Regions from separate parts of the Homo sapiens genome. Here all the other regions are linked to region 2. Evidence: chromatin loops called from intact Hi-C (ENCODE). Cell type or tissue: CD4-positive, alpha-beta T cell. All regions are shown on one strand. Links, peaks and the distances in the headings refer to the core of each region. The heading gives the core; the rest is flanking DNA.

Region 1 (9,989 bases), core at 1-5,000, 270 kb before region 2:
AAATTGATGGAGTGGGCAGGGCAAGGCTCCCTGTCTGGGGTGGACCTGGAGGCAAAGCCAGGCACTGGGGGTCTGGTACCCACTATATATGATGAGGGCAGTGTTCACTGGGCTGCCCTGGCCCAAGCCAGTGCCCTGGCAACTTCCAGAAACGTACTTGCTGGGCACCAGGCAATAGTCAGGAGTTCTGCCATGCTGGGTTTTCATGGGTTATGACCAGGATCTCCAAAGTGGGGTGCACGTCTTCCAGGGAGTGCAAGATAATCCATTTGGGTGTGAGAACATTAGAACTTCTATTTTCACATATTCCAAACTCGTTCTTTTAATATTTTATCTTTTACACGATTCATAATATGTTAGCCCAGTAGTATATTTATGGAATTTGTAAATCAGTAAATATACTTATATTGGGAGTACACATTCAGAATTCTTTTGGCTGAGAGGGTGTATGATCAAAGAAGTTTGAAGGCCACTCTTCTAGGAGGCTGGCGGTCAAGACAGCCAACACCAGGCAGGGTGAAGGGTGCAACTGCCATTTGCTGAGATGAAGAATCGGGAGACACAGGTGCAGAGGGAGGGGGAAAGGAATGGACTTTATTGAAGGTTTGCTGATTTGTTGGGGTCCTGTACATCCCCTAGAGGGTGCCGTGATATGGGTGAGCCTGGGCAGATTGACTTGAAAGAAAGGTCTCTGGGATTCTGATGGGAAGGAGGTGTCTAGGAGACACTGTCCCAAGCCAAAGGGGAAGGTCACTTCTTAGTCTGCCCCAATGTCCTGCTTGCATCCCTGGCAGCTCAGAGATTCAAGAGCCTTTCAAGTGGGAGGAAGCTGTGGTAGAAGCTGGGCTGGGAAGGTGTCCCAGGGGCACAGAAGGAAAGTTTCCAGGTGGAAGCTGGGCCCTTTGTGTTGACAAGAGTGTGGGAGGACCAGAGCTGGGAAGCTGCTGAAGGGATGGAAAGGCGATCCTCCCAAGTATCTCTGATGCAGCAGAACAATCCTGGACAGTCACCACATCCCCCTTCCCCCTGCAACCTCTCCTAAACAGAGAACAGAGAGGTGGAGACATACAGATCTTTCACTGGACACCTGGACACAAGAACAGCAAGGATGGCTAAAAAAACAATTCTCCTACTACCACACCCCCAGACCCATCCAGGGACATACAGACGAACACATAGATGAACAGAAAGCCATACCTATGCAGGAACCCGCCGACCGCCCCGCGACAGACATAGGCGCCTGCGCGCCCTCTCCGGGACACACCCAGACCACAGCACAAGGCGCACCAATTTCAGCCGCTGCTTGCTGGGGCTGGGGCTCCGCAAGACACTGGAGGCGCGTGAAGTCCCATGAACCAGCTCCTAGGGCCTCTGCGGGGCATTCTTCGGGCCCAGAAGTAAACGCAGAGCGAGGAAACTTGCGGCAAGCGTCTGCGGTCTTCGCGTTTCATTGCAGACTTCGGGGATAAAATTGCTGCTGCGCCCACGCGCAACTGCACTGGATAGGGAACGGAGGGAGGAGATAGGACAGACGACCACCCCTCCACCCACGTGGAGAAGGCCTCAGACTTCGGGTTCTGAGAGCCAGCACCCTAAATCTGGGTGCGGGTGTACTGGTAGGACCACAGAGTTGGCCTAGTATAGGCGCCTAACTAGGAGTTATTCTGAAGTTTCGGAGAGTAAGAACTTCCTGTCCCCAGGGCCGGGGTGCGTGGGGGAGGGTGGCTACTAAAGGGCAGGCTAGTCTCGGCCTTCGCCGTGGTTCAGCTGCCGCCAAGGGGGTCTCGGCAAAGGAGTTGGAGGTGGCAGCGGGAGTGTAGTTGGGAGGATCATTGAAGGGGCTTTTGGGGATCGACCAATGGAGGGGAGGCCCATCTCAGAGACAGGGAGAGACAAACTTGGAGCCATGGGGAGTGACATACAAAATTTTATTCTTTATTTATTATTATTATTTATTTCTTATGTGCACAAAAGAAAAAGAATCAAAACGAACCGACGCACTGAAAGTGGCCGAGGAGACCAGAACCGTCCGGGGACATTTAGCAGGTTAGGCCTGGGCCTGGGTCCGGGGTCTCTGCCCGGCCAGCCCCACAGGACTGGGATGGGCCGGACCTCGGCGCCCTCGCCGCCCTCGCCGCCCCGTTCGGGCCACTGGAGCCTGGCTGGGCGCCGGGTTCCCTTAAACGATTCTCTTTTCTCTTTTTCCTTCTCAAATAAAAAGGGCTCGCAGGGGAGAGAGATCTGGGCGAGGACTCCAAGCCTTTTCGGATTTGTTCAAGGATTTTTATTTATTTTCACTTTATTGACTTTGTTTCTGTTATTTCGAGTCGTCACGATCCACGGGTGAGGAGACATGCAGGGCGCATCGCCACTACCGAAAGAGCAACTACGGGGCGGGACGGGGCGGCCCGGCCTTCGGCCGCCCGGGGCGCGCGGGGCACGCCCGCGAGGGGGCGAGCCCGGGGGCTGGAGCTGCCACCTCGGATCTAGCCTGCGGAGACAGGGCGGCCGGGCCAGGTCTGGGGAGAGAGGCCGAGGAAAGAGCAGAGACAGACAGACAAGAGCGACAGAGACGGAGAGAGACAGAGACAGAGGGGGAGAGAAGCGGAGAGGAGAGAGGGGCAGAGGGAGAGAGGGGCAGGGAGGAAAAAGCGAAAACACGGAATTACAGAGAAAGAGCCAACAAAACAGGCCAGAGGAGTCCACAGGACCATGTTCGTCATTTTGCATAGAGATTTCTTTTCTTTCGTAATTTTTTTTTGTAACATAAAAAATGCCCCCCTCCCCCAGGACGTGCTGTGCTTTAATGGGCGTGTAGCTGTGTCCCCCCCTTCCCCCCCAGCGAGCGGCGACTCTCACAGCACAGACAGCGGGGCGTATCTACAGGCAGGGCCGGCGGGCGACAGGGACTCTACGGGGCCGGGCGGGGCGGGGCGGAGGGGGAGGGGTTATGTACACCGGGTTTCGCCTTCACACGACACACACCGTCTTTCCACAAAGCAGCAGCCTGGTGGGCTTTTGTGTTGTTTTGTTCCTTTTTGCAAAGACCATCATATTAAATAAATGTAGACTTTTTGTGGTTCTGTTCAGTTCCTGCCGGAGGAGGAGGCTGGGAGGGGATGGGAGGAGTGGAGTGGGCAGCCCCCCACTTCCACCCCGCAGCAGCTCAGACGCCAGCTCAGAACCGGTTCTTACCACCGGCAGATTGAGAGTCTGTGTCGGGGGAGGGGGCATCAAGTAACTGCTGGAGGAAGACCCCAGTCCGCAGTCTATGGAAACTGGTCCTGCGGCGGTCCCGGGAGAGCGTCCGATGGGGCTGCGAGTCAGGGAGGAGGATGCAGGGCGTCAAGGGACAGGCGAAGGACTGGCAGGAGGGGAAACTGGGAGGCCAGCAGGTGGAAGAGACGCTGAGGTAGGGGCAAGGCAGGGCTGAGAGCCGGGTCTCGCAGCAGGAGGTGCCGGGCCCTGGGGAACTAGGCAGGCCAGGAGGAGCAGTGAAGAGCCGAGAGTCCGGCTCGATCGGTGCGGGCTGCTGGGCCCCCCGATCCTTGGGTCCCAACCTTGGAAAGACCTGACGCCCCCAAAGCCCGTTCCTAGAGCCGGACCCCCACACCCCCATTCCATCTTCTGGGACAGGGCACACCCGGAAGGCGAGGGCAGTCCGGCTGGCACTGGGGGAAAAGAATTTTTCCCAGGGATTCGGCAGCGGGCTCTTCCTCCTGCAGAAAGTCGTTTTCTTCTTAATCTCCTTGGCCCAGCCCCTCCAGCGAAGCCTCCTGGCGCCCGAGCGTCCGAGGCGGGTGCCCGGGGCTGGGCCGCGCTGCGGTCCGCGCTGATTGTGTGTCACAGAAACATCCGGCGCGCGCCAGCAGGTCGCGCCCGAGTCCGGCAGGGTGGCTGGCGGGCTTCGGGGCTGGCTTGGTGGAGGCCGGGACGAGCTGGGCCGAATCCCCCTCACGGCGCCGCGCAGTCCAGGCAGGCGGGGAGGGGCGGCAGGCGGGGCTGGGGGCGGCGGGCCCGGGCCTGAGGGTCCCGCCCACGGCTCCACCCGTCCTGTCCGACCTTCGAGGGGGGTGATGTGAAGGGTTGCGGGGGTCGTGGGATGGGGTGAGGCTGGGGCGGTGGCCGGGAGGCATCGCGTCGCGTCGGTCCTCCCTCCCTCCGGGGTGGGGTCAGACGGGGACGATGTGGAGGCCGAAGCTGTCGGCCTGAAGCTTGATGTGGTCCCCGCGGTAACTAGTGGCGGTCATAGGCAGCGGCAGCAGCGGCAGGGGCGGAGCCCCGGGGGGCGGCACTATAATAATAAGGGGAACCTGGAAGTTAACACAGGAGAAGAATGGGCTGGGTGAGAGGACAAACAGGAGAACAAAAAAGGAAAGAAAAGCACAGAAAAGACCTCCCCTGGCTGGGGTCCAGCGGGATCCGGACTGGGAGACCTTGGCTGGGCAGTGGAGCCAGTTGCCCCGGAGAATAGTTGCGTTCACGGGGCATGAGAGGGACCCGATCTGGTGACGCCCGGCTGCGCACCCTCCAGGGGATCCGAGGGCGAGGGCGGCGCAGAGCCTTCGAGCGACCAGGGAGGGCACGGGAGGGCAGGAGGTGCGGGCGTCCTCGAGGGGTCCCCGGGCCTCAGTGCTGCACTAACAAGCCTGTCCCCCTGGCCCGGCCGGGTCCCCAGAGGTCGGGTCGCCGGGAGTGGGACCGTGCCCAGAAGCCGCGCGGCCGCGCTGAGCCGCCGGCCAGCCAGGTGGCGTACTCACTTAGTAAGGCGGGGTTGCTGAATCTCCAAGCCTCGTTGTAGGCCGTGTACTGGGGGTGGCTGTACGGGTTGCCGGAGAACTCGCTCCCTGCGGGAGGGTCGGGGAGTGGGGATCAGACGCCTGCAAGCCAGGGCGGACCCCACGAGTCCGGCCGGTGGCTTCTCCGCCCGCTCCTCCCGCCGGGTCTCAGGCGCAGGTGTCGCGGGCAGGGTAATGGCCGTGGCGGGCGGGCCGGGCGGAGGTGGGGCGATCACCGCGTCCGCGTGGAGAGAGCCCGGGGAGGCGGGAGGCACCGACGCGCTCGCACACCCACGGGCGGGACCTGTGGGCCGGTGCCCGCCCAGGGCTTCCCAGCGGAGGCGCTCGCGGCCACCCACGAAGGGTTTGTATTGGGGCGCGTCCACCCTGTCGCGCTGGGGGCCAGGGCCTTTATAGATGCCACTCCGGTTCTAGGAGGCATGGCCCCTAATGGGTGGAAATGGGAGTGGGGGGCGGTGGCGAAGAAAGGCCTTCGGGACATTTTTCTCCCAGAAAGTCCTAAGAATGGCATCAATGTGCAGTGCCAACACAAGAGGTGGGAGCTCTTTTGGGAGACACCGCCCTCCCGCCTTTCCCTCAAGAGGTTGGATGCGTGGGCTACGCGGCAGGGGATGGAGGCGGCGCAGGTGGACTGCCCGCTGGTCCGCTAGCGGTGAGCGGAGGGCCCGTGGGTTGGGAGCCGTCGTCGGAAGCTACCTCCCTCCCTCTGCGGGAGAAAGGCCAGGCCTCCAGGTTTCCCCCTCGCCCTTTCTCCTGTGTGATGACCCCAGACTGTTTACAGTGATCCCTAACCGCGGGTTAAGTAGAGGAGAAGGGGCCCCTCTCTGAGAGGGAGCTGGGGTGGGGGTGGGGGATGCAGCCACTGGAAAGCCTGTTTATTGACGAGGAGGGAAAGCATGCGTGCAGCAGGATAATGAGCTTCTGAGCTCAACTGTGACCAAGAGGAACTGAGCTATCTCCTTCCCCATCGCTAATGAAACAAGTGTAATTTCCTCATCAGCACTAGATTCTGTTTAACGACTCCCCCCTCGACACCACGAGCTCTCTGCGGCTCCCCTCTTCCCCACCTCCCTGCAGACTCCCTGCCCCCACCTCCCCACTCTTCCCTCACCCCACCTCTTTAAAACCTCCTCCAGCCCCCACCTGCTCACTGCTGGGAGTTTCTCCCTAAAATCTCCTTGCCTCCCAACAAGGCTTCTACTTTCCTTCCCCTAAATCTGGGCAGGAATCCCTTTACCCACACCTCTAACTCCCTTCAGCCCCTAGTCCATAAGACCCAGCAGCAATCTCCCTCTTTGCCGCTGCCCCTACCCCAAGCTCTGCTTACCCAGGGTTATACCTAAATGTCCCTGGATGGATGGGGCCAACCACTCTCTTCTATCCTCCCCATTCCCCATACCAATGAGAGTTGAACTTCAGGGAAAGGCCACATAGAGGGCGGCCAGAGGGAGTGAGTTGCTGGCTGAGTGAGTCTAACCCTCCTTAAGACAAGAGTGTTTTGGTGTTTGTGCACATAGGAACTTCAACTCTCTTTGGCTTCAAGACCCTGCTCCCAATCTGGGGTTAGGGGTTAGGTATAGTACAACCTCCAGCTGCAGTCACCAGACCTTAAATACAGCCTCTGTCTCTCTGATTCAAACAACCCAAACCCAACTCCTCTGATTAGGGATGGGTCAGAGCCCCAGGGAAGCAATGGAAGGCTGGGTGCCTCTGAAGAGGTATAGGGGTGTTCTAGCCTGTCTCACTGCAGCGACTCTCCCTGCTTCCCGCCGCAGCCTGACCTCCATTCCTCTTAGGGACTAGCTCCCTACTGTCTCTGGGTTGGGGTTGGGGTTGGTTCTCAACATTGGTCTTCCCTTGTGTCTTGGTGTGGACCAGGGTGGCTTTGTCTGAGTGACTGACATGCCCCTGGAAATGGTTCTTGGCTCCAAGTTTCCATGGAAACCAGGGCAGGCTCTTCCAAGCAGTGTCAGCTGGCTGGGGTGGGCTGGGCACTGAGGGTGGAGCTGAGGCTGAGTGCTCCTCGGGCACAGACTTGGGTGGGTGGGCGCTGTGGAGGGGCCATGACATACAGTGGGTTGCACACAAGGGGGCACTTCTGCAAGCTTCCTCCCCGGCTTGCTCATGAGGGAGGATGAGGGACCAACTGCAGCCTCTAAGGAGAGAGAGGGACAGAATAGCAGTGGTTTGCAGGGAGGGGACGTTGTGTCTCCCCCCACCCCAGCCTCAGACTACAGACCATTCAGCAGCTCACCCACAATTTAGTTCCCCCCACCTAGATTAGGCAGCTGCAGCATTGTCACCTACCAGGCACCATTCCTGCCAGGGTGGAGGTGGGGTAGCTTCCCTGGCCAGTGGGGGGCACGTGAGGGGGGTAACCAGGCAGAGTGGTGCTCGCCATGTCACGACCTGGAAAAACACAAAGGGGAAGGGGTGAGGCCTGGAAGAAAGGGGCCTGCCTCTACTCACACCAGGGTACTGCACGGAGAGGAAACTCTTGGAGAGGAAAGAGCTCTGTGCAGACGTGCAGGGGTATGTGTGCCACTGTGCACCTGAATGCGCCATCTGAGTGTGCCTTTGCATGTGTCTAAGCTAAATGTCTATGATCAGCTGTGTGTACGCATCTCTGTTTTGTGTAGCTCTTTGTGTCTCTGTGTATTTGTGTGTGTGTGTGTGTGTGTGTGTGTGTGTGTGTGTGTGTGTATCTGCCTTTGCCTGTGTCTCTGTGCATTCCAAACCCAGATGGAGATGGGAGGGAGATGACCTGGTTTTACTCCTCCTTCTCAGCAAGATATTCAGCTGTGGTCTCTCCAGCAGCCAAATGGACCTCTATCATCTTGCTTATCTTTCCTCTCCCTAACACCCCATCTTTCCTTCAGGCTTGGAGGACACCCCACCATCACCCCTACAGGGACTGATGGCTATTCCTTGTCCTCTCCAAGTGGAGCTGCAGGTCCTGGTCCTGGCAGGTGTGGAGAGCAGGGGGGCAGCCAGTGGGCTATTTTGCTGTTAGTGTTTATGGCATTTACATGATAGAAAACCACCCTGAAGTGAATCAGGAGCTTTGAGCCAAAAGTGCAAGTGGACCAGATAAAGTTCCAATGAGCAAAATCTGCTCCCCCACCAGCTGCTGGACTTCTGTCCCTGGAGGGCTCTATCAGCTAAAGCCTGGAGGGTGGGAGACAAAGCGAGTCAAGATGAGGGTGCTACCCCTGGTCCACCGACATGTCCTCTGGGACACAGCTGCACATGACTGGGCTCCCTACCTTGCCTGCATCCTCCATGGCTATGAAGGGGCCACCACCTCCCTTTGCAATTTAGCATGCTCTGATCTCTAATAATAATTTGCTTTCTCCCCTCTGCCATAATCTCTTTATCCTCTCCTGGACCTCCTGGAACCCCCTTAACCCCTCCAGATTCCCCTTATTCTCCTCACTAGCCAATGCCACTCTATTACTCTAATGCCTCTGTCTATCCTTGGGAAGGCAAGGCATGGCTGGAGAAAGTAACAGAACTATGCATACCTGGGCCCGTTCACTTTCTTTTCATCAGCTGGGCCATAGTCATTATTCTCCCAATGGCTATTCCAAAGCATCTCTCTCTCTCTTTGCTACTCTCCCTTTGAAGATGGCCTCACCTCCCTGCATTCCAGAGCTGTATGAGTTTCCTCATCCCTACCTTGACACGTCTGAGTGATTTATCCTTCCCTAGCTATACAGAGCTACAGCTCAGGTTTTTGCATTTCTAGTACCCTGCTGAACATTTTCCTTGGCTGTCCCTCTGTTACCTCAAACCTAACTGGAATAAAAACAGATTCATCTTCCCTCTGTCGGTTCTTATGATCTTGAATATCATAAGACCAAAAACTTTGGAGTCCTTCTTGACATAGCCTTCTTCCTCCCATTCTAGATGAAGTCAGTCACCAAGTATTGTCAATTCTCCTTGGCAATGTCTGTTACATCTGCTCAATTTCCATTTCTTCCACTACCTTCCTAGCTCAGCTTCTAAGCACCTTCTTTTTGCCACAGAATATTTTTGCTTGCATTCCCTGACTCCACATTCTTCCCCTCCTGTCTGTCCTAAATGTGGCTGCTTGGCTAGTCCTCATGAAACTTTGCTTTCATCACACCACTTCCCTTGTAAAAACTATTACTGATTCCCTGTAGTCTATAGTTTGAAATGAAACTCTGTGGCTTTTAAAGCTGCTAAGGTACTCTCTCCATCCAACTTAAGATTATCACCTCTCCTGGTTTAGTTTGACTGTTTTCATGGCTTGTGTGATGTGAACCCCCTATGCTTTTGCCATGACCTTTTCTTCTTCCTTACGGTTTTCCTCTCCTTCCCCACTGAAGCCTTAAAATCCCTACCATTCTACCCATCAGGGAAGTTTCTCTCTTCCAAACTTCTACAGCATCTGTGCTGCATGGTTTACCATGCCATTATATTTCATAATATATGAGCCCTGATGTTTCATATCATAGCTTGCTTCTTCAAACAGATCATAAGCAACCTGAGGGCAGGACCCTGTCTTCTGCTTTATCCTGCATAGTTGAGAACGTGGTAGATGCTCAATAAACACTTGTTGATTAATCGTCCATCAATCTATTGCACTTAACAGCCAATTCCTGATGGGTTATCATTTTTTTTATTGTTTCATGTATATTGGTCTCATTAAAGAAGTAAAGGCTTGGATAAAATGTAAATATTAGAATATGCTTTTTCTTTAAAAAACAATTTAAACAATAGATTATGATTTTTTATAGGCTGATAAGAGGTTTACAGTGAGGGACTCATATATTGTGACTTTATTATGCAATAGAATGACTTTCCTCTATACCTGTCTAATATAGCCAATATCTTTCATTTCCTAAAACTCGAGAACAAGCAGAGTAGAACTGCCAAACAAGAGATCACTTTTGACTCCTAGAGAGACAGAATAAAGGATTTGTGTTTGCTTTGATGTGGGTTTTCTTTTATTGACTTCTGTTGTCATTGAAAGCTACACTCCTCCTGACTGTCTCTCAGTGGAGTGGACCTGAAGTAGACAATGACAGCAATATCAAAATCAATTCCTAGAGAGATTAATAATATGGCATTTATTGGTCAAAAAAAAGAGAAAGGCCCAGGACAGGATCGAGTTAGGGAAGACGCAGAAGTTTTGAAGCTGAACAGATATAGAAACCTAATTCC
Region 2 (10,460 bases), core at 2,658-7,657:
ATCCCTCTCTAACCCAACCTCTTCCCTGGCTGCATGAGTGATCTCCCCAAATACATCATGTCCCTCATCCAGAACCCCATGGCTCTCCATTGCCCCTGCTTACTGTCCAGATCCCTCAGCCTGCCTCACCCCCACCCTCCCCTCCAGGAAGCCTTGCCCCCTCCTAAGTCTGATTCTTTCCAGCCCCTCACAGACCTCCAAGCTCATTTCCATACCTTTTCCAGCTGCTCCAATAGCTGGAGCTGCAACTCTTCTGAGGAGTTAAATCCCAAGCACCCTTTCCAGCTGAACTTCTCCACACTCTCAACTGGGTATGAATGGCCACTTTTAACACTCCTGGCTCCTGCCACCAAAAGTCAGTAATTCCCTGCTGCCCCACCCCATTACTCCCTCTCCCTACCCCCACAAAAAAAGTCAGTAGTTCCTCCAGGACACTGTTACAGCAAAAATGTCCCTTGTTGAGAACCACTGGTTGGATGCTACTCTCTTGCCTTTCCCCATGGGACCTTCTCTAAATGACTAATATGCCTCAGGACTTTCTTTCACCTGCCTGTAAGTCCTTAGCTTCTGGCTGGAGGCTGTAAGGAGTGATGATGATGAGGAGGAGAAGGAGGAGGAGGAGGAGGATGCTGGCAATGGCAGCACCCTCTTAAGCAGCACTTTCTATGTACTAGACACTGTTTTTTTTTTCAAATCTTCTACATATATTCATTCATTATCATTACAACCCTATGAGATAGTGTTACTATTATTCCTGTTTTTCAGATGAGAAAATTGAGGGAGAAATTAAGTAACTTGCCCAAGGTCACCTACCTAGTAAGTAGCTGATGAAAAGGCATAGCAGAAAGTCAGACTTTGGAGCCACTTCTCAGAAGGGACTGTTATCAAAGCAACAGAAAAAAAGCCTTTCGAAAACCAACTGTCACCAACTGGCTGTGTGACCTTGGCCAAGTTACTTCCCTTCTCTGAACCTCAATTTCCTAATTTGTAAAATGATAAAACAGTACCTAGTTCGCGGTGGTTTAGAAAGGACTCGTGAATATAGAACACTCCTTGGCATGAAGCAAGCACTCCCTTTCTGTACCTCCTCCTGTCCTTCCCTCCACTCATAGCCTACCTCAGATACTTAAAAATCATGACAATGACAATGCCTCACATTTGAACTCAGGCTCTTGAGTCCAGGGTCCAGGCTCTTGACCCCACACACTGCATGGCTGCCCATACTCGTCTATCGGGCCCTCCTGGGCCAGGCTCTGGCAGTTGTCCCTCCCTTCCCCAGGGAGGCCCCTCACTGTCCTCATCGTGTCCTGGCCCCTAGGCCCCTCAGCCTGGCACTGAGCCTATCATTTGTAATCAGGTCAGACCATGGCTTGCTTACTCCATCCTGCCCCAAGATGCAGCATCAGCTTCACCCAAGGCAAATCCCAGCCCAGCTGCACTGCACCTCCGCCCTACCAGGCAGTACATCACACGCCTAGATTGCTCCTTTGACTCCCAAACAAATTCTTCACAACAGCATTTCCACCCCTCCCTCTGTGTCCGTCCAGCCCAGCCTCACCCTGGCCACCCTTACCTGAAGAAGCCAACCTCAACCTTTACTCTTACTTTTAGGAGATCAAAACCTGGGTCCAGGTTGAACCCCATGACTTCCCCTCCTTCTCCCCATTTCTCTGAGGCTTCAACCTCCTGCAGGCCCTGTCCCCCCTTCCCTCTGGAACTCAGCTCCTTCAAGTGTCTGCTCTCTCTGGTAGCTTCCATCTCCCCCTCTCCAGTGGCCCCTTCTCCTATGTCCTCTGTCTACAGATTTGCTCCTCTTCCCCTGGCTAAAAAAGCGTTGCTGCAGTTTCCTTTTCAAAACCCCAACCTGTCTCCAGTCCTCTGTGTACTTCTCAACGGATAACCTATAGCAGTTTATACTTGCTATGCCCCCATTTCCTCTCCACCAACTCACCCTCTAACCCCTACCATTCTGCTGACCTCTTCATCCCCAAATCTAATGACCTTCACTAGGGCCTCACTCCTGTCTCCTGCACTCAAACCCCTCTTCAGAGGTGACCCTGGTTCCCACCCCTCCTGTGTCGTTCTTCCTCCCTCCCTCTCACTGAACTCCACCCTCAGTTCCACTCCTATTTACCTGGGAAATGACTCTCAGGCATGTTCACACCTACCCACCCCCCGCCCAAACCCTCTTTTCTCTCCTTTTCTCCTTGGGTGTTCTCATCTGCCTAATCCTCACTACCTCTATGAAGCTGAGCCCAACCCTGTTTCTTTCCCCTGGGTTCCAGCCTCATACCTCCTGTTGTTGCCAGATACTTTCTGTTGCAGCCAGACCCCTCTGCCCTACGAGCTCACTGTGCTCCAACAATGGTCAGAGCTGTCCTCTTCATCTCTTCACTGCCCTCCAAACCTCAGGAAATTCAGGCCTCTGTAGCTTTGCTCCCCTGAAGACCAACATGTCACAGTGTTCCATCCATATATACATATTTTGGAGACAGAGTCTTGCTCTGTTGCCCAGGCTGGAGTGCAGTGGCGCAATCTTGGCTCACTGCAACCTCCACCTCCTGGGTTCAAGCAATTCTCGTGCCCCAGCCTCCCAAGTAGCTGGGATTACAGGCATGCATCACCACACCTAGCTAATTTTTGTATTTTCAGTAGAGACAGGGTTTCACCATGCTGGCCAGGCTGGTCTCAAACTCCTGGCCACAAGTGATCTGCCTGCCTTGGCTTCCCAAAGTGCTGGGATTACAGGTGTGAGCCACCACACCCGGCCCCAATATATTTTTTCTTCATTTTCATAAATTCATAATCAGGGGGAAAAACACAAAAGATAAATTTTCCCCATTTAAAGATGCAGCTCTAGCTTCCCTCCTTCAAGGGGCCTTCTTTTATAGGCTCCTACCCACCTCTGAGCTCCCAGGTGTTCACCATCAAAGCTCACCACCCACCGCTTGACTCTGCTGTGTCTCTCCCTTCTCTAGGCAATGCACAAGTCCTGTCTCCACACCAGGTACTGGGATCCTCAGAGGCTTACGAAGCTCGGCCTTCACTTAAGGTGTCTACTCTCCAAGACCAAGCTGGGGAAGACAGCATCAGATGGTTTGTAAGTTCTCTTCCAGCTCCAATATTCAAGGATTTGGAATTTGAGGGTTCCTTCTATAACGTTCCTCTGGGAAAGTCTTCAGAGTGTCTTCAGTTAGCAGATATCCACATGTTTGTGAGCTGCTGACAAGAGTGCCCCCCTTTTGGGGAGTTGAGGCCCAAGAGAAACCAAGAGGATCATAAGATACTGTGTGTGGATGTAGGGGTGAGGGAAGTGTCCTGGAGACGAACTCCCTTGAAAATCTCCAATATGCTAACCTACACACACACACACACACACACACACACACACACACACACACACACACACAGTTCACCTAAACCCCCTGGAGGCAGAAACGTTCCCCTAGAAGCTCTTAAGGAGCATCCTCTTCCCCTCTTTCTCCAAAAAAGGGAATAGTCAGTATCCTGGGGCTCAGTGCCTCACCACAAACCACAAAGCATGGCTGCCCCCATGGGGCTTCACTGAGCATGGCAGCCTCCATTACCCGTCCTCCTGCCCCCATCAGGACAGAACCAACCTCCATCTCCAGCTCTCCAAGAAAAGGCCAACGGACTCCGCCGTTCCTCCAGTTCTTTCCCCTCTCCCACTCCTCCCAGTAGGCTGAGTCCACTCCCTGCAGCAATCCATCACCCTCAACACGCCCGTCCACCCACACCCCCACCTCCCCGCTCCTGAGCGGCACCCACACACATGGACGGTCCTCGGTTCATCTCGCCCTAGGTCTCCAACGCCCATCTGGAGCTTCCAGGGTGCGCCCGGATCCCAGCCCCGGCCGCCTCCTCCCGCCACCCGGGCCAGAGCTGCCTGAAGAGCAAGCCGGTGTCCTCGGCAGCCCCGCCCCGGGCTCTGAGGACTAGATCTCATCCCTAAACGAGGTCAGAGGACCACGGACCTCAGACTCACCTGGGAAACTGGTCACAAATACAAATTCCTGGGCCCCATCCAGAACTGCCGAATTATTCTGGCGGTGGAACCCGAAACCCGCCCTGCCTGCAGCCCCTCCGGCGAGCCCGAAACGGTACAGACCCAGGGCCCCGTCCGACGCCCGACCCCTCGCCCCAGTGCCCCCGAACGTGGCCGCCACTCTGCTTTGAACAGCGAAGGAACTCGAGACAGAGCCGAGCTGGGCTGCGGCCAGCCCACGGCCAGTCGGCGGAAGGTCGGGGGCCCCAGGCTCTTGCGCGGCCCCACAGACCCTTGCGTCAGAAGAGTGGCCCCCCGCGCCATGGGCTCTGCGGCCAGGAGGCCACGTGCGACGTCGCTCAGGCCGGAACACGTGGCTCCAGCAGAAGCCACATCTGGATTCTACACGTGCTGGGCTGCGGGCGAGGTTCTTCCACACCACAGGCGTCTTCTTGCCACCCAGGAGACCTGGGCCGGCAGCTTCCCTGCAGTGCGGGGCCCACGGGCTCCCCGCAGTGGGGAGTGCGAGAAACGCAACTGCGACCTCGCCGCGCACTCCGCTTCCGCCATTGGCTCAGGATCCCTGCGTGGAGCGAGGGCGCCACGCTGCGACTGCAGCAGGGACGGCACGTCCCAGGGGAGAGCGCGGGAAATATGGTGCGTGAGGTCCCAATTTCCAGGTTCCCTCCCACCTCAATGACTCGTTTTATAGCCGCCCCCTCAGGCTGACCTCTACCCTAGACCCCGTCTAACTAATCGCTAATCCCCTGACCTCAGGAAGGCCAGGGATGAGAGTCACAGGCCAATGCCTCTGGGCAGCCATAGGAAGTGAGGAAATGCAGACCCCAAATTTTCCCCTAAATCCTAGAAATATGCTCCAGATAAAAGTCTTTGCCTGGGTTCAGATTCTAGACTCCTGTCCTTCATTCCAGAAATTTCAGCACCATAGAATCACTGGCAAGTCTCGGACAGTATTCAGGCCCACTGCCATGGTGGCTTCCTATCAAAAATATTCTCATTTGTCACTGACCTTAGCAGGGGAAAAGACCTCAGAATTGGACCCAGTGCTCAGAGGTGGCCTGACCATCTCAGAAAGCAGTGGGGTAACACCTCCCTTGATCTGGCTGCTCCGTTTGGTTAATGCAATTCATGGCTGTGTTAGGATTTTAGCAGTCACATCACACAGTTGACTCATATTGAGCTTGCAGTCAACTAAACCCCCCAGGTCTTTTCTTCATGAACTGCTGTCAAGCTGGGCCAACCCCTACAACCGGTACTTATGTCATTGATTTTGTTTTAACCTAAGTGCAGGACTCTACATTTATCCCTGTTAAGTTTAATCTTGTTGGTTCCAGCCCAGTGTTCCAGCCTGTTGAAATCGTTTTGAATCCTGACTCTTTCATGCAAAGTATTAACTGCCCCTCCTAGCTCTATCACCTGCAAACTTGATGAGCCTGCTGCTTCGGTCAGTTGTCAATAAAAATGTCAGAGAGGACACAGGCCCAGACTGAGCCCTAAGGCATACTGCTGGAGACTTCCCTCTAGTCTAGGCTGACATGGATCCATTAATCAACCCTCACTGGGTCTGACTGTTCACCAAGCTTCCTAGCCATTTGGTTCAGATGCTTCTGCCACAACTAGATAACATGAGAGGCTTTGTCAGAAATTTGTCAGAGGCTTTGCTGGAAATTTCTCTTGCCCAGGCTGTGGCCCCCACATCAAGCTTAGGCCTTCTTTCTACCCTCCACACCCCACCATCATTTGTTTACTCATAACTTTAGGGGATTATATTTCCAATGGTGCCCCCTCCTGCATGACTTAATATTTCTGAGCTTCAGGATCACCTTGGGTGTGCCTTTGCTATTTCATATCCCATCATCCTATGCCTCCTCTGAGACCTCATTCTCTTAAATTCTCTGTCCTGCCACCTTCTCTGCCTATAAATGTGCAGTGGCCTCCCTTGCCTAAAAAGCTCTCTACTAGCTGCCCCCTTAAACTGTGGTTGGCTTCTGCCTCTGTCCTTCTTTTGAAAATCCAAACACTTCCAAACTCACCTTTCATGTCTCCTAAGCCTTTAGCAATCTGGGCTGCCAATCTCTCAGCTGAGCAACCATATTGCCCAAGCAGTGGACAGTGATGGTGGAGATAGAAGCAGAAGATTCACAACCACATCACAAAGATCAGATATGGTGGCTGCATAAAGCAGAGAGCCCAGGACCCCTCACAGACCAAAGTCAGGCTGCGGTCAAACTAGGCAGGTGACCAGAATGTTCAAAAGGACTGAGACATGAGGTCAGAGCCTAGGCAAAGTGCCTGGTCACAGACAAGAGCAGTGAACACTGAGAAGCCTGAGCCTGGGGACTTCTTACACAGTTGCTATAGGGGTTGGAATCAGTCCTGGAGCCAGGTCAGCTGGGAAGACAGCCTGGCTGGAGGGGGGAATGATGTGAACAGAGAGAGGTAGGGCCTACACTTTTCCTGAGCCCTTATTCTAGGCTGCCCAGCATCAGTTGTTAGCAACTCCAGAGTGCCTCAAGTTCAGGGCCATACCCTCAAATATCTATGTGGGCCAGACAGGTCACGTGAGTGAGATCTAGGGTACAACAGTGAAGAGTGGAGATTGACAAACTGAAAGGAACACAGCCAAGGGGGCAGTTGCTCTTCAGCTCCAGCCAACTGCTGTCACATGGGAAAGGCGATTTCATTACTGCCAGATCTGATTTTCCAAAGAGAGAAATCTTTTTAGGTCAAGTTTCTGATCTTTAATGTTGTCAATTTTTTAAAACTTTCAAAAACTTGTATTGGCCAAACAAAACCATGTCTGTGGCCGACTGGACTAGCGGTGGCCATCTTTTAACGGCTGCTAGTTACGTGGTACTTGTAGAGGCTAAGTGACTTGGGTGTGTGGTAATATTACATTTAGAACCCACTCTCTGAGTTTCTTAATGTCAATGAGAGTGACTTTGGGTTATATAGAAACAATTTATATTCATAAATTACTTTGGTTAAAAAATATATTCAAGGCCAGGCACAGTGGCTTATGCCTGTAATCCCAGAACTTTGGGAGGCTGAGGCAGGACTGCTTGAGCCCAGGTGTTCGAGATCCGCCTGGGCAATGAAGTGAGGCCCCTGTCTCTACAAAAAATAAAAAATTAGCCAGGTGTGGTGGCATGTGCCTGTGATCCCAGCTACATGGGAGGCTGAGGCAGGAGGATCACTTGAGTCCAGGAGGTTGAGGCTGCAGTGAGCCATGCTTGCCCCACTGCACTCCAGCCTGCGTCGAAAAGCAATGCCCTGTCTCAGAAAAGAGCAAACTATTCACCTCTTCAAAGTTACATATCCAAAATCCTCTCTTTTCTAAGCTTTTAAGTTCTGCTAACAAATCTTATTATTTTGCTTATAAAACAAAAAAGTTTAATGTTTGATCCAACTTACATTTAACTAAACTCCTTTAAACACTTAAATGGCATTTATATGATTAATGTATTTGATTTCCTTAAGTACTTAATTTATCTGACCAAGACAAAACCTGATCAAGTACTTATATTTCCAATAAATTAAGTTTATAAATACAGGAAATCTTAAGTTGTTCTAAATGTTCTAAAACTACAGAAAGACTTAGCAATGATTGTACCACTGTACTCCAGCCTGGGCAACAGAGTGAGACTCCGTCTCAAAAAAAAAAAAAAGAAACTTAGCAAAATTTCAACTTAAAATTCGAGTATAAATACACACTTTTTAGTTGGCATTACAAAGCAAACCTGTTACTCTCACAAATGCTCTTCCATATGTCAAGGACTTAAAATACAAACTGCATAGATCCTTACAGCAAATAGTAATGATGTGGGGGTTTGATGTTTTTAAACACACCTGTTCTTCATCCTAAGTCCTCCATCATTAAAAGATGCACACCTACCAAGGAAACACCTGATGCCACTGCATGTATTTTGGAGGTTATCTTCTCAGATGACTGAGATTGCAGAACAACCAGATATGTTGGTTGGGCCACTGACTAGACTGTGAAAGGACCCAGAAAGTGCTATTTGTGGCCTCATAAAGCCCTATCACATGGCCTCCATTACATAAAAAGGCAGTCAGTCAGCTCACATCCCTGAGTTTGACGCTATTCAGGGCCTAACTGCACTTTCTCACAGAAGTCTAGAATCCCATCTAGGCTGTCAGATACCTTGTCTCAGTGGCAAATTTCCTTGGCTGTCAAAACACAAAATGTCTTCTCATCTTGATGATTTCTGCTTTTTATTTCTAGGTGAACCACTGCTCTTAAGAGTGTTTGTTTTTTCAAGAGATGGGGTGTCACTATGCTGCCTAGGCTGATCTCAAACTCCTGGCCTCAAGCTTCCTCCTGACTCAAGCCTCCCAAAGTGTTGGGATTACAAGTGTGCACGACTGTGCCTAGCAACTCTTAAGTTTTTCAGATGAAACCTGGTTGAATGCAGGATTGCTGTAACAACTTTGACTTCTGGTCACAATTCCTAAGGTTCTCCTGACAGAATGCTGGCCTCCTCACCCTTAGTTCAGGGTCTTGTCCTCCGCTCCTCATTGCCTATCATCGTTTAGCTTTCCCCTCTAGAACACCCATCTTCTTTCTTGAGACTCTCACCTCTTAGCATCACCCTTTCTGCACCACACCCCCATGCCAACGATTCCCAGAGGTCCCTACTCCATCTCCAGTACTGTGGAGTCCTGCTCCCTTCTCCATGATTCTTCCCCATTCACACTCATGCTCCCTCTTACAGAACTGATCTCTCCTCAGAAAAGGGAAATCTGATGTTACTTGTTCACACTAAGACATGCACAGTTGAGTCCTCCTGTTTATGCTGGGTAAACGATGCTTCCTAAGAAGAAATGGAGGAAAAGAAACTAACATTTACTGAGCACTTACTAGGCACTAAGTTCTGAATTAACTTAGTTAGTTAATGAGTTGTCTCATTCATTCTCAATAGCCACATAAGAGGACCTATTAAGAAATCCAGGGCCAGGTGTGGTAGCTCGCACCTGTAATCCCAGCACTTTGGGAGGCCAAGGCAGGCAGATCACCTGAGGTCGGGAGTTCGAGACCAGCCTGACCAACATGGAGAAACCCCATCTCTACTAAAAATACAAAATTAGCCAGGCATGGTGGCGCACGCCTGAGTCCCAGCTACTCGGGAGGCTGAGGCAGAATTGCTTGAACCTGGAGGAGGTGGAGGTTGCAGTGAGCCAAGATCACGCCACTGCACTCCAGCCTGGGCAACAAGAGCGAAAACTCCATCTCAAAAAAACAAACAAACAAAATCTCCCGAAACCCCCACTCCCAATATCTCAACAACCAGCATTTATATAGTGCTCAGTTTACATAGTATTTCCACACACATTGGCAGGTCATCATATTATTAACCAATTTTTTTAAATGAGGGGACCGAAGCATAGCGAGATGAACACCCCCAAAGGCACCCAGCCTGTGCAAAGTCCACTGACATTCTCACTTAGGTTCACTGGCCAGAAGCTTGTGTTCTCTCCACTCAGCCACACTGTGTCCTCCACAGACATCCTCCTGCCCCATTTCCTTTACTCTTCTGGGAATCAGATGGCAACCCAGAACCAAGGTCTCTGTTCCTGTTCCTCAAGACCCTGCCCTATTAAACCCTTTCTGTCCCCAGCCCAGCACTTCATGGACTTTCAGTCCCTTCCACAACTTTATCTTTTCCATCTTGCTTTTCCTGCCCCAGTCATCTCTTCTGTGATTTCACTTCAAGCACCATTATCTTGAGAGTCAGAGTAGGATCAGAAAAGCCTTGCTGCTGTAGTCTCTCCAGACACTAAGGAAACACTTTTCAGAGACACTTGGTCTTCATAATAAAACATTTTCCTGAGTGCTTGAGCCAGGTGTTTTAAAAACATTATCACGAGCCCTTATAACAATGCTACAAGTTATGTGCTATTTCCTACCCCTCACAGAGGAAGAGGTTGAGACCCAGAGACACTGACTTACCTAAGGTTAGAATTAGCTAGTGGCAAATGGTGATTCAAACCCAGGAGTCACCTCCAAAGCCTCTGTTCTTGTCAGTGCATCACACAAACCCTTGTGAGAACAATGACCATGCAGACTGTAGGTGGGGTTTTGTTCAAATATGATCAAAAATTCACAATTCAAAAACTTGGAGGCAACGTTCTTAAATCCATGGTCCTACCTCTAGACTAGCAAGGCAGACTCTGACAATCTCTACCCATCAGTAACCTCTGACTCTTACTAGCATGACAGCCTCTGTGACAATCTCGTCTCCTGCATCCTTGTGCACATCCCAGGGTCTCCTTCTTGCCTTCTGACTGTGCTGCTGGCTCATACAAACCTTCAATGCCTCTTTAGGAACTGTCCTTTTATCTCCTTGGGGAGCAGCAGCTCCAATGTCTTATTTTCACCCAGTATGTTTCAGGTATTTTTAGTATTGTTAAA
Region 3 (10,460 bases), core at 3,150-8,149, 170 kb before region 2:
AGTGCTGGGTAAACCCCCGTGGGCAGGCAGAGGCTGGGGCTGGCCCCATCTTGAGCATACTCCACCAGGCCCCAGGCAGGAAGGCACCAAGGCAAGCCAGGCAGCAGGTTCACCAGGCCCACTGGGCCAACTTCCCTCAGGAATAGGAAAGGGACTCCCACCACTTCAGCTGAACTTCCTCTAGAAAGGTTGTATAACTAGGGACAGGAAGCCAGAGGGGCACAAGAGCCCAGAGGCAAAACCTATATCATGGTTCTGTGACTTAAAATTTAAATATCTTTCTACAAGAATATGATATTTTTACCCTTTCAGGCAAATTATGGCCAAATTATCATCGTACTAATATTTGTGATTTAAAATATCAGACCATGGTGGTGTTTTTTTTTTCTTTTTCCATCAGTGATTTTCCAACCCAAGCACACAAATACTTAGAAGCAAAAAAAATTTTTTTCACTTTGTTATCCACGGAGCGACATTTCCAAGGACAGGGATGGAGAGCAATATGTATACATGAGACCTTAGTTACATACACAAAAATCTCACACCATCGTGACAAAAATCTCACACTGTTGTGTGGCCCCTCCATTGCATACATGTGAGATGATCACACATTGATTAGCCTCTCGCTGTCACCTATTCAGAACCACACCCACTCACACACAGGGACTGTGGCCTGCTGAGTCTCACCTTCACTGCACAGCTCTTTGTGCCCTTTTGTGGCCTTTTCTCTGAAATAGTGATGATAATCCTTGCCCTTCTAGCAGGCTTCTCGTGAGATAGTGTGTGTGCAAGTGATTTGTAAAATGTGAAGTATGACCACACATACTTCCGGTGCTTTTGCTTCTGTTCTGTCAGAGACTTGAACTGAGGCCCAGCGTACCAGACACATACAGCGGGAAGCACCCACTGGGAACCAGGTGTTTTGAACTGGAAACACACGTACTCAGTGTCCCCTGCCTGCTCCTGAGCCCATTGGTCACAGTTACCTGAACACAGGGCCCAGAGTTGGGGCAGTGCCAAGGCCAGGGCCTAGGCTCAGGGGAAGAGAGCTGAGGCCATTGTGCAAAGTCGCCTGTTGCATACCAGAGGGGCCATGAAGAGGAAGGTGACTTCTTACCTCTGGCTCTGATACTCTTCCTCCGGAAGCCTGCAAAGTGATGTCAGTCAAAGGGCCCAGCCCTGTACCTCAGCCTCCCTCTGGCCTCCTCCCTCAGGCTCAGCTTCTCTTTGTCTCCTGGCCCTCACCCCTGTCCTGCACTGTCTCTTGGGCCCTCTTGCTCATTGCCCGCCCCATTGATTGAAAGTCTCTCTCAGGATCTCCAAGGAGTCCCAGGAAAAATGATCCGCCAGCCTATTGATTCTTCATTAGAATTACATTTTCACGTGTGCTAAATTGGTTTTAAAAGCTTTTTCTGTTGTTATTGTCTTGTCAGACCCTGAGGTCCAGGGCAAACCAAGTTTAAATGTTGTGGCTTCTTAGGAGAAAAAATAATCACTGGGGCTGGGTCTGTGATTACTGGCTTCTCTGCCTTATTGTTGTCATGATGACAATTGTGATTTGGTTTAAGTATCTTTAGGAAAAGGGCCCTGCAGGAGGCTGCTCAGGTCAGGCTGGGGCTGGCTGGTGAGAAAGCTGAAGACCCTGAAGGAGAGGTATCAGGGCAGTTTTTCTTTTCCTGAAAATTAAATTTAGCACCTGAGCCTGTATTAATTTATTCTGGGACAAGATGAAAAGCAAAAGTTTTCAAAAAATCATTTTTTATTTCCTCACTCCTGTTCCAGATCAAATAGAGGAGAAATAAAAAACAGGACCCTCACGTCTTCTAGTTCCTTCCCTTCTCCCCTAAATAGCTGGGGAGCAGGGAGGAGCATCAGTCTCCACCAAGGTGCTGAGGGAGAGGTTGCAGCCTCCTGCTTTGTAGCAGGGCAGAGGCCTAGTCACAAGGACTGGTCATCATTATGCTTTGCACTGGCTAGGGAGGAATGAATCCGAATGATGGGGAACAAGGGGGAAGAGAGAGGCAGAAACTCCAATAGAGGGAGGAAGAGAGGAGAACCAGAGAGGGAAGGGTTCAGGGCCCAGACTGGCAGAGAGAGAGAAACACTACCAGAGACAGAGGCGGAGAAGCACAGGGCAGAGGAGGACAGGAATGGATGGGAGGAAAGGAGGAAAAAAGGAGAGAGGGAGACAGAAATAAGGAAAGAAGGGAACAAGAGAGACTGAGAAGAGGAAATGTACAGAGGAAGGAAATGAGAAGGAAAGACAAGAGAGAAAGGGAGTAAAGAGATCAAGGCAGGAAGAGGAGCAAGCCCCAGGGAGCCCTCAGGCCCTCCAGCCTGTTCCGCCTCCAGCAACCCCCTCCCCCAACTCCTTCTGGCCTGGCAACCCGCAGGCCATGCTGGGGAGTGGGTACCAGGCGGCAGCGGAGCCGAGGCAGGAGAGTGGAATGTCTTCGTGATATGTTTATCCCCTAATCAGTTCATTAGTTATAAACAACATGACATTAGAAGTTAGGAGGCAGTTGATATTAATTTTTATTTAACTAGTTGATGTTTAATCCGTCACGCCAGGCTGGGTAGCGGCGAGAAAGATCTTCCTGACACAAAACCAGTTAGAACTTCATAAGGCACAATCAGTGTCCGCGCCTTGAAACAAACAAGAGAGACAGAGACAGAGAGACAGGGAGAGACAGAGAGACAGAGAGACAGTGGCAGCCCTGCCAGAGATGGAGTCGGAGACAGAGACAGAGTGGAGGGCTGGGAGAGAGCTAACCCAGGGCAAGAGCTGGGGGAAAATAAACTAGAAAGGCAGAGAGCTCAGACAGCTGGCAAGGGGCTGACAGCCCTGAACCTGGGCTCCAAGCCCAGGACAGCCCCGACTTAATAGGGACCAGGAGACCAACGCCCTGGGAAAGTCCGGCCAGGGCAGTGGTGGGGTGGTCGACCAGGGCCCTGCCAAGCCTGGCCGCTGCAACTACTAGCGCCTTCCGACAAGGAAAGTGTTTAGTGTCCATCGGTCTGGTGGGTGGCAAGGGTCTAATGTCACAGCGAGGCGAGGCCCTGACTTTCGGAAACTCCTCTCCCAGGTCTGGAGGCCAAGAACTTCTTCCCTCCCTGCTCCAGGAGGAGCCGGCCCAGGCAAGAGAGGAAAGGAGAAAAGGGCGTGAACTTTGCACCCAGCGGTTCAAGTTTCACAAAGTTTGTTGCGGTCACAGACAGAGAGGGGTGTGTGTGTGTGCACGTGTAAGCTCGCCAGTGGCAAAGAGGGAGGAAGTAAGAGACGGCGTGGGGATTCTGCAGGCGGGGGAGGGCATTTCCCCGGGTTTGACTAAGCCTTCAGGCGCGTCCCTGCATGCGGGCTCCTCGGGTGGCGGCCCTGGCTGCAAGTCTAAGGTCCCCTTGGCTTGCCCGGATTAATCTCCCCCTCTCAACCCCGCCCCCGAGCAGGAGCACTCGGCTTTTTCCACCTTCACTCCGGGCACCGGCGGGCACTGGCTTGGTCACGGCTTCCTGAGCAGGCACGGGAGCGGGGGCGGGCTGTAGTTTTCCGCCGTCGCGAAGGACACTGTTTGAGGCGACAGAGGCATCTTCGCCCGCGCGTAGACTCAAGCCGAGCATCTCACTGTTTGCGTGCTAATCTGAGTCCACTGCGAAAAGGAAATCGCTGAAATTCCGAAGAAAATTGCCTCTCGCCGGTGGTTAATAGTTAACTCAGACGGGAAAGTTCCCAGGGAAAGGCGAAAGCCAGGGCGAGAGGTGCAGGGGAGGCGCCCCGGGAGGGCCTCGGCCAGCCCCGGTCTCTCCCCTCCCAGGCCGCGCTCGGCCCCGCGCGCCTCCCCTTCCCGGGCGACGCATCCCCCACCCCGTAATTAGCATCGTTTAGTTCACAAAACCTTTCCTGGGAGAAATCTGTTCTCTCGTTCCGGGGCTCGGTTCAGCACCTGATTCCGCCGGGTGAAGCGAATAAATCACTGCGGCGGCGGGGGAGCCGGACCCAAGCCCGCCAGACGGTGGCCGCCGGGAGAACGAAAAAGTGAGAAAGAGGCAGCGGAGCCAGGAAAAATGATGCAGGGAGACGGCGCAATCCTAGCCCAGGAAGAGTGAGGGGCCCGGGAAAGGGAAACCCAGAGGCAGAGAAGGGGCCAAAATGGAAGAGGGAGATACAGAAAGAGACAGAAGAGAACAAGAAGGAGAGTGACAAGGAAAAGCGAACGAAAAGAAAGGGAAAATGAGGAAGGGAAATAAGTTAAAGAAACAAGAGCGAAGAGGGAGATTAAGAAGGAAGGGACAGGCGAATAAAGAAAATAAAAGAAAACCAGAAGAGCAAACGCTTTTGTTTATCTACAAAACCCCCTTGCAGGGCGCGCTTTCCCGACCGCGACCCGCGGCGGGAAGGGGGCCAGGGCTCTCGCGCTGAGGCCGCAGGCCCAGGAGGCCAGGGCGGGGCGCTCAGCCTGTGCGCTTGGGGCGCTAGGCGGGGTCCCGCGCGGACCTGGATTCCAAGTTGAACTTCAGGGCGCGGGGCGCGCCGGAGCATCTGCCCCTGGAAAGAGTGGTGTCTGGGTGTGGGGTGTCGTCCTGGGTCCATGGCGGGGAAGGGGACGGGTAGATAAAAGGTTCACGGCTCGTTCTTGGGCACGCATTGGGCGCCTGGGACTTTCAGCCCTGGCGCGAAGGGAGGTGGGGAGGCGGGGTGGCGGGAACCCGTGGTGGGCAGGCTGTGGCCGCTAAGCACAGACCCCCAACGTCCCCGCAGCTCGGACTTCTCATTCTTCAGCCGGCCCTGGGAAAACTCCCTTCTTGCGGATCTAGTGTCCAGGCTGGCGCGCCGGGCCACAGATGCAAGGAAAAAGTAACGCAGCCAGAACCGCGACCCAGCGCCAGCGGAGGGCGCATTTCCTGAGCCGCCTTCCCACTGCGACTCAGAGACGCGGCTCAGATTCTGCCCGTTCCCAGGGTCTTCTCCAGCACCGGTGTCCCCAGGCCAGAGGGTAGAGAGGAAGAAAGAAGAGGAGAAAGAAGCGGGGGCAGGGGTGGGGTGGGGAGGAAAAGGGACGGGAGAAGGGTGGGGGAGGAGAGGGGGCGGTGCAGAAGAGAAGCAGATTGCAATGAAAAGTGGAAATGCAGACCGGATGGAAAGGAGGGCTTAAGGATGCTAGGAAGCTTCCCCCTTCGGTTTGACTAGGTATCTACGTAGACAGAGATGGGAGCGCCCGGTTCCCCGGCCTCACCATTTTGAGCCCCTGTGCTTTGGCGCCCCCATGATGTCGGGCTGAAGACTGAGACCGCAACAGGGCCGCTGCAGGCTCCGGTATGAGTGAGACCGAGATCACAGAGTGGAAGACTTCCCTGCCCACTAGGCGGCCCTGGGATGACAAACGCCCTGAAATTTTCCAGCCTTTTGAGACTTCTGGGTCGACCTGGTCCAACCCACTCTGCTCCTCCTCTCTCCTCCTGTCCCCTCCTCTGGCATTGGCTGGTGGGTCAGCTGCAGAGCTGGACTAGACGAGTGGAAAAACAAACAAAACAAAACAGAAAAACCTCCAGGAAGGAGACTGGCAGCTCAATCAGTTCCTACTTCTGCACGGAGACAGAATGCAACTGATGCCTAGACCAGAATTCTTTGGAAGTAGGAAGGCAGAGACTGAGCTGGGCTGACTCAAAGAATCAGGGCACCAGTCAGTCAGTAAACCTGGACTGGGACAATGGGGCTAGAGAGGTAAATCACACACTGGCCTTGTTTTCAAGGAAGACATTACCTGGTTGCAAAGAGAAAGAGAGAGAGCTATCAACCAATAAATTCCAGGAAAGTGTCAAGATAAAGGTGACTGGGATACAGAGAAAGGTAATTGGGAGTGTCAGGGAACACTTCATAAAGGGAATGGGGTTTTGCAAGATCAGTAGATGTCCACTAAATGCAGGAGCTAAGCAGGTGAAATATTCCTAGGCAGAAGGAGCATCAAGATAAAGGCATGGGGAGGGGGCAACAGCCTACCTAGCTGGGGAAGCAAAAAGGATTCTGTGAAGCCAATATATGGGTCAAGTAAGGGAAATAAGGCTGGGAGGTTGGCAAGGCCTAGAGCAAGGAGAACTTTTGCTAAGGATTTGCTTTTCTCCTTTAGGTCATGGATGCAATTGAGAGATTTTTTGTTTGTTTGCTTGCTTTGTTTTGTTTTTGTTTTTGAGACAGGGTCTCACTTTGTCACCCAGGCCAAGTGCAGTGGCACTATCACAGCTCCTCGCATCCCCAACCTTCCAGGCTCAAGCAACCCTCCCACCTCAGCCTCCCGGGTAGTTAGAACTACAGGTACATGCCACCACACCTGGCTAATTTTTTAATGTTTTGTAGAGATGAGGTCTTGCTATGTTGCCCAGGCTGGCTTTGAACTCCTGAAGGCAAGCAATTCTCTCACCTTGGCCTCCCAAAGCAGAGATTACAGGAGTGACCCACTATGCCTTGCCTGGGAGATTTTTTCAACAGAGGAATGAAAAGATCTGATTTGGAGGGGACTCTATGGACAATGAGCTGTAGGTAGAGAGAGCATCAGAGACTGAGTGAGTGGTCTGCAAAAGAAGATGTGAGGCCTCAAAAAAGTCTAAGGGATACAGAAGCATTAGATGAGAGAGGCAGAAACAAGATGGTCACAGATTTTGTGTGTGTGTATGTGTGTTGCAGGGTGAGATGCTAAATTAAGGTCAACCTAGGTTTCTGGGTGAATTTCATCTCAATTCTGATTCCTCCCCTGTACCCTCCAACTCTCTTCCCTTGCAAATCCTCACCTGTAGTGGTTGTGAAGTGGAAACCCACATGTCCTGTCTCACTTGACAAATGGGTTTTTCTCCCAACCTCATGCACCCTTTACCGGGCAGTCTCATAGAACAATGCACACTATAGAAGATGATAACTTCTCACTAATCCCAAGACATCTGAGAAAGCAGCACCCAAGGGTAGAAGATGGAGTCAGCAGTCTGGAGGTGGACTCCACCTTTCTCAGATCTGAAATGTACCAGCTATGTGACCTTGGGCAAATCCCTTGAACTCACTCTGCCTAAGTGTTCACGTCTGTAAAATGGGGACAAGAATTTCTGCTTTATAGAATTGTTGGCCGGGCGTGGTGGCTCACGCCTGTAATCCCAGCACTTTGGGAGGCCGAGGCGGGCGAATCACGAGGTCAGGAGATCGAGACCATCCCGGCTAAAACGGTGAAACCCCGTCTCTACTAAAAATACAAAAAATTAGCCGGGCGTAGTGGCGGGCGCCTGTAGTCCCAGCTACTTGGGAGGCTGAGGCAGGAGAATGGCATGAACCCGGGAGGCGGAGCTTGCAGTGAGCCGAGATCCCGCCACTGCACTCCAGCCAAAAAAAAAAAAAAAAAATTGTTGGTCAGGTTAAGTAAGTTTTTATATTCCTGGCACATTTAAATAACACATTTCATCATGTTATTTCATTCCCTACCCCCACCCAAGCCTTGGACTTCTTCATGCATTGATTGAGCTTTGTCTCCTGCACAGGTACAGGGTGTCAGGGGTACAAAGAGCAGTAATGTAATGATGCTCTGGAAAAGTTGTCAACAAGAGGAAAGGCCTTGTACTCCACTGGAACAAGGTTAATGATAATAACAACAAAACAACTAACATGTCTGAGGGCTGACCGCATGTCAGATATTGTTCTGAGGACTTTATATATAGTAATTCCTTTAACTCTCACCTACTGTCATGAATCCCATTTTACAGATGGGAAAACTGAGGCACAGAGAGCTTCAGTAGCTTACCCACAATCACACAGTGAGTAGGTGGCAAAGGTTAGGTTCAGATCCTACCTTTGCCACCTACTGCCTCCCTAACCTACACTCTTTAAGCATATGCTATATTAGATACTCCTAGTCCCCAGAGAGAAGTCAGAGGGCAAGAAACCATTTTGTCTGGCTGAGAGGACTCTTTAAGGACATCAGTTGGTGAAACACAGGAGCCCCCCACCCCCTGCCTTCCAGATCCTCATGCCAGTCCTCTTTCACTCCCTCCATACTCTGCTATTTTCTCTGCCCAGGGCCTCTAAATCAGATAACTCAGATCTGACTGCTGCAGGCAGACTAGCCAAGACTGTGAGGCTGCAGGGCCTCCCAGCCCTCACTCAGCCCTTCAGGAAGCTCTAGGGCCCCCACCCCAAGAAGTGTTTTTTGTGTTGAGAGATTGATTTTTCCCAGTCAGGCCTTGCCCCTCTCCAAGATGCCCTCAGGCCCTCCCAGCTTCCAGGCCTGCAGCGTCACTATGGGTGTCTCCTCTCCATGCCCTGTCCCAGCTGGGCTTAGCCTCTGATCAGGCCTAAGTGGGCCCTGATCCTCAACACCAGCCACAGCAAGAATTCCCTAGACAGATCCTGATGGGCCACATGCAGGCCTGACCTGGGTTGTCCCATACAGATCCTCCATGAGACTGGCCAAGGTCCCTGGGAACTGCAGAGCACAGAGGACCCTGCCCATGAGCCCATCCTGTCTACAAGCTCCTGTGTCCACACAACAGGCACTGTGGCCAGCCTCAGAAGTGACCTCACTGTGGCCAGAGCTGCCCCCATCCCATATCCTAGAACTGCCCTGTAGTTCTTCCTTCTTATTTTTTTTTATTTTTATTTTTTTGAGATAGAGTCTCGCTTTGTTGCCTAGAGTGCAGTGACACAATCTCAGCTCACTGCAACCTCCACATCCCTGGTTCAAGTGATTCTCCTGCCTCAGCCCCTGGAGTAGCTGGGATTACAGGCCTGCACCACCACACCTGGCTAATTTTTGTATTTTTAGTAGAGATGGGGTTTCACCATGTTGACCAGGCTGGTCTCCAACTCCTGACCTCAGGTGATCTGCCCACCTCAGCCTTCCAAAGTACTGGGAGTACAGGTGTGAACCACTGCACCTGGCCAGTTCTTCCCTTCTCTAGGCCTGCAATGGTCTTTCTTTTCTCTCCTTGGGCAGGAGTTGTCTTTGCCAGAAGATAGAAGTTGAAGTTCTGAAATGATTCAGTTCTGTGGAGACCAGAATTAGTAGGAATGAAAATATGTGTGTTGGGGGAGGAGAGTCCAGGGCTTGTTTTTGAAGGGTCTCATTTTTTACTGGAATGTAAGCATTTCCTCACCAAGTAAGACTGAATGGCCTCTTGAGATGACCTTTGAATTCTTTAAAAGAGTCACCGTAGCTCAGCAGATACTACTCTCAAAGTGCTAGTATCATGGAGCCAAACCATTGACGCACTCCTTTTGGAGGTCTGCCTTCCTAGCTTGCAGTCCAAGCTTTTGAAAACCCTCCCTCTAAGACGGACAGGGTGTCAGGCCATAGGCCAAGGCATTCAGAGCAGACACTGGGGGTGGAGGTGACTGGATGCATGTAAATCAGAGAGAAGCGCTTTCTGTCTTGCCGCCCCTCCCTGGCTCTTCCTGTCAAGGAAAAGTGTTGTGTGTATGGGGGAGGGGGAGGGGTGGGGAACAGGGTACCCTTGAAGTACATTTATACCTTCCCAAGGACAAGTTGCTTCTCTAAGTCTTAGTTTCCTCATCTGAGAAGTGGGAAGCCTCATCCCTTCTGCATGGAGAAAGTAAAGCCTCAGAGCTCCCAGCACAGTTCCTGGCACACAGTAAGGGCCTCATAAGCGTCATTGTCATGATCATGCCTTTCAAGCAGCCCGCACTTGCGCCAGTCCCAGGCTCGGGGTTCACGGCAATCCTCGACACCTGTGGGAGTTGGGAGCTGGGGGTGGGGGTGGGGTGCGCTTTCTCTAGCAGAGCTGTTCCTCACCGGCCTACAGCTGCGGGCCTGGGGCTGGGGACCTGCTCGCCTACCCCGGCGCGGAGCCTGATGCTCGGCTGCGCAGGCGAGCCGGCCAGGGAGGGACGTTGGACGGCCGGGTCGGAGACTGGCAGGGGTGAGGAGAGCCGGATGGGCGCAGAGGGACCATGCCGCCCGCAGCCCAAGTGGGAAGCGAGCCTGGTCGCCGCCGCCGCGGAGCCCGCCGGGCTTGGAGCCGCCCCGGGGCCCCGCGCGTCCTCCGCACTCCGAGCGCCGCTAGCCCGCGGCCCGCCAAGCCCCGCCCGCCGAGCTCGGGCGCTCGATTAATAATCATAAACCCCCCGCTCACCCTCCTCTTAAAATTAATAACTCTGTAATTAGAGTCATTTCAGAAGCCTCCTGAGCCGCCGAGGCCGGCCGGGCCGGCGTCCGCCCCGCGCAGTGGGCAGGAGGGAGGAGGAGGCCGGGCGCGGCGGCCGCGGCATCTGCAGGTACAGAATGAGAATTAAAATCGCTCTCAACAATCCAATACACTTTTTATCAGCCATCTATCTGAAAGCCGGGCCCATTCATCATCCAAGGCATTCTCCCTGAAAACAAGACCCATTCAGATTTTATACAAATTATCATATTTATCATCGTCTCCAACTCCGGAGTAACATCTCCGCAAAGTGTCTGCGGTCTCCCCGG

Evidence for each region. Hi-C counts contacts between places; a loop is a spot of excess contacts. Peaks named below come from ENCODE experiments on the same cell type or tissue, not always from the same donor. Only the 100,000 strongest peaks of a DNase experiment are listed, where the experiment ranks them.
Region 1: a loop joins it to region 2, with 6 times the contacts of the local background. A loop is called at or near these places in 7 of 110 quality-filtered maps.
Region 3: it touches region 2 in a loop (4-fold over the local background); 16 of 110 quality-filtered maps call a loop at or near these places.

What each region holds. Positions count from the first base shown.
Region 1 is chr10:100,821,867-100,831,855 of GRCh38, reverse strand. It overlaps PAX2 (paired box 2), which reads right to left. Exons shown (of 10, transcript NM_000278.5): 8 at 7,107-7,208; 9 at 4,761-4,847; 10 at 1,912-4,313. The coding sequence ends at 4,237. Among named protein-coding and RNA genes, the nearest start is that of PAX2, 81 kb to the right of the region's middle. In CD4-positive, alpha-beta T cell, for the core only: no CTCF peak of the experiment used is centred there; DNase peaks (open chromatin) are centred at 2,925, 3,875 and 4,765; H3K4me3 peaks cover 2,330 bases; H3K27me3 peaks cover 3,794 bases.
Region 2 is chr10:100,556,284-100,566,743 of GRCh38, reverse strand. HIF1AN (hypoxia inducible factor 1 subunit alpha inhibitor) reads right to left here. Exons shown (of 8, transcript NM_017902.3): 8 at 6,746-10,460. Among named protein-coding and RNA genes, the nearest start is that of HIF1AN, 26 kb to the right of the region's middle. RefSeq lists enhancers at 3,559-4,196, 4,199-4,248, 4,359-4,438, 4,197-4,835. In CD4-positive, alpha-beta T cell, for the core only: a CTCF peak has its summit at 4,583; DNase peaks (open chromatin) are centred at 3,733 and 4,543; H3K4me3 peaks cover 1,250 bases.
Region 3 is chr10:100,724,076-100,734,535 of GRCh38, reverse strand. No RefSeq gene overlaps it. Among named protein-coding and RNA genes, the nearest start is that of PAX2, 16 kb to the left of the region's middle. In CD4-positive, alpha-beta T cell, for the core only: no CTCF peak of the experiment used is centred there; DNase peaks (open chromatin) are centred at 3,275 and 5,265; H3K4me3 peaks cover 504 bases; H3K27me3 peaks cover 3,261 bases.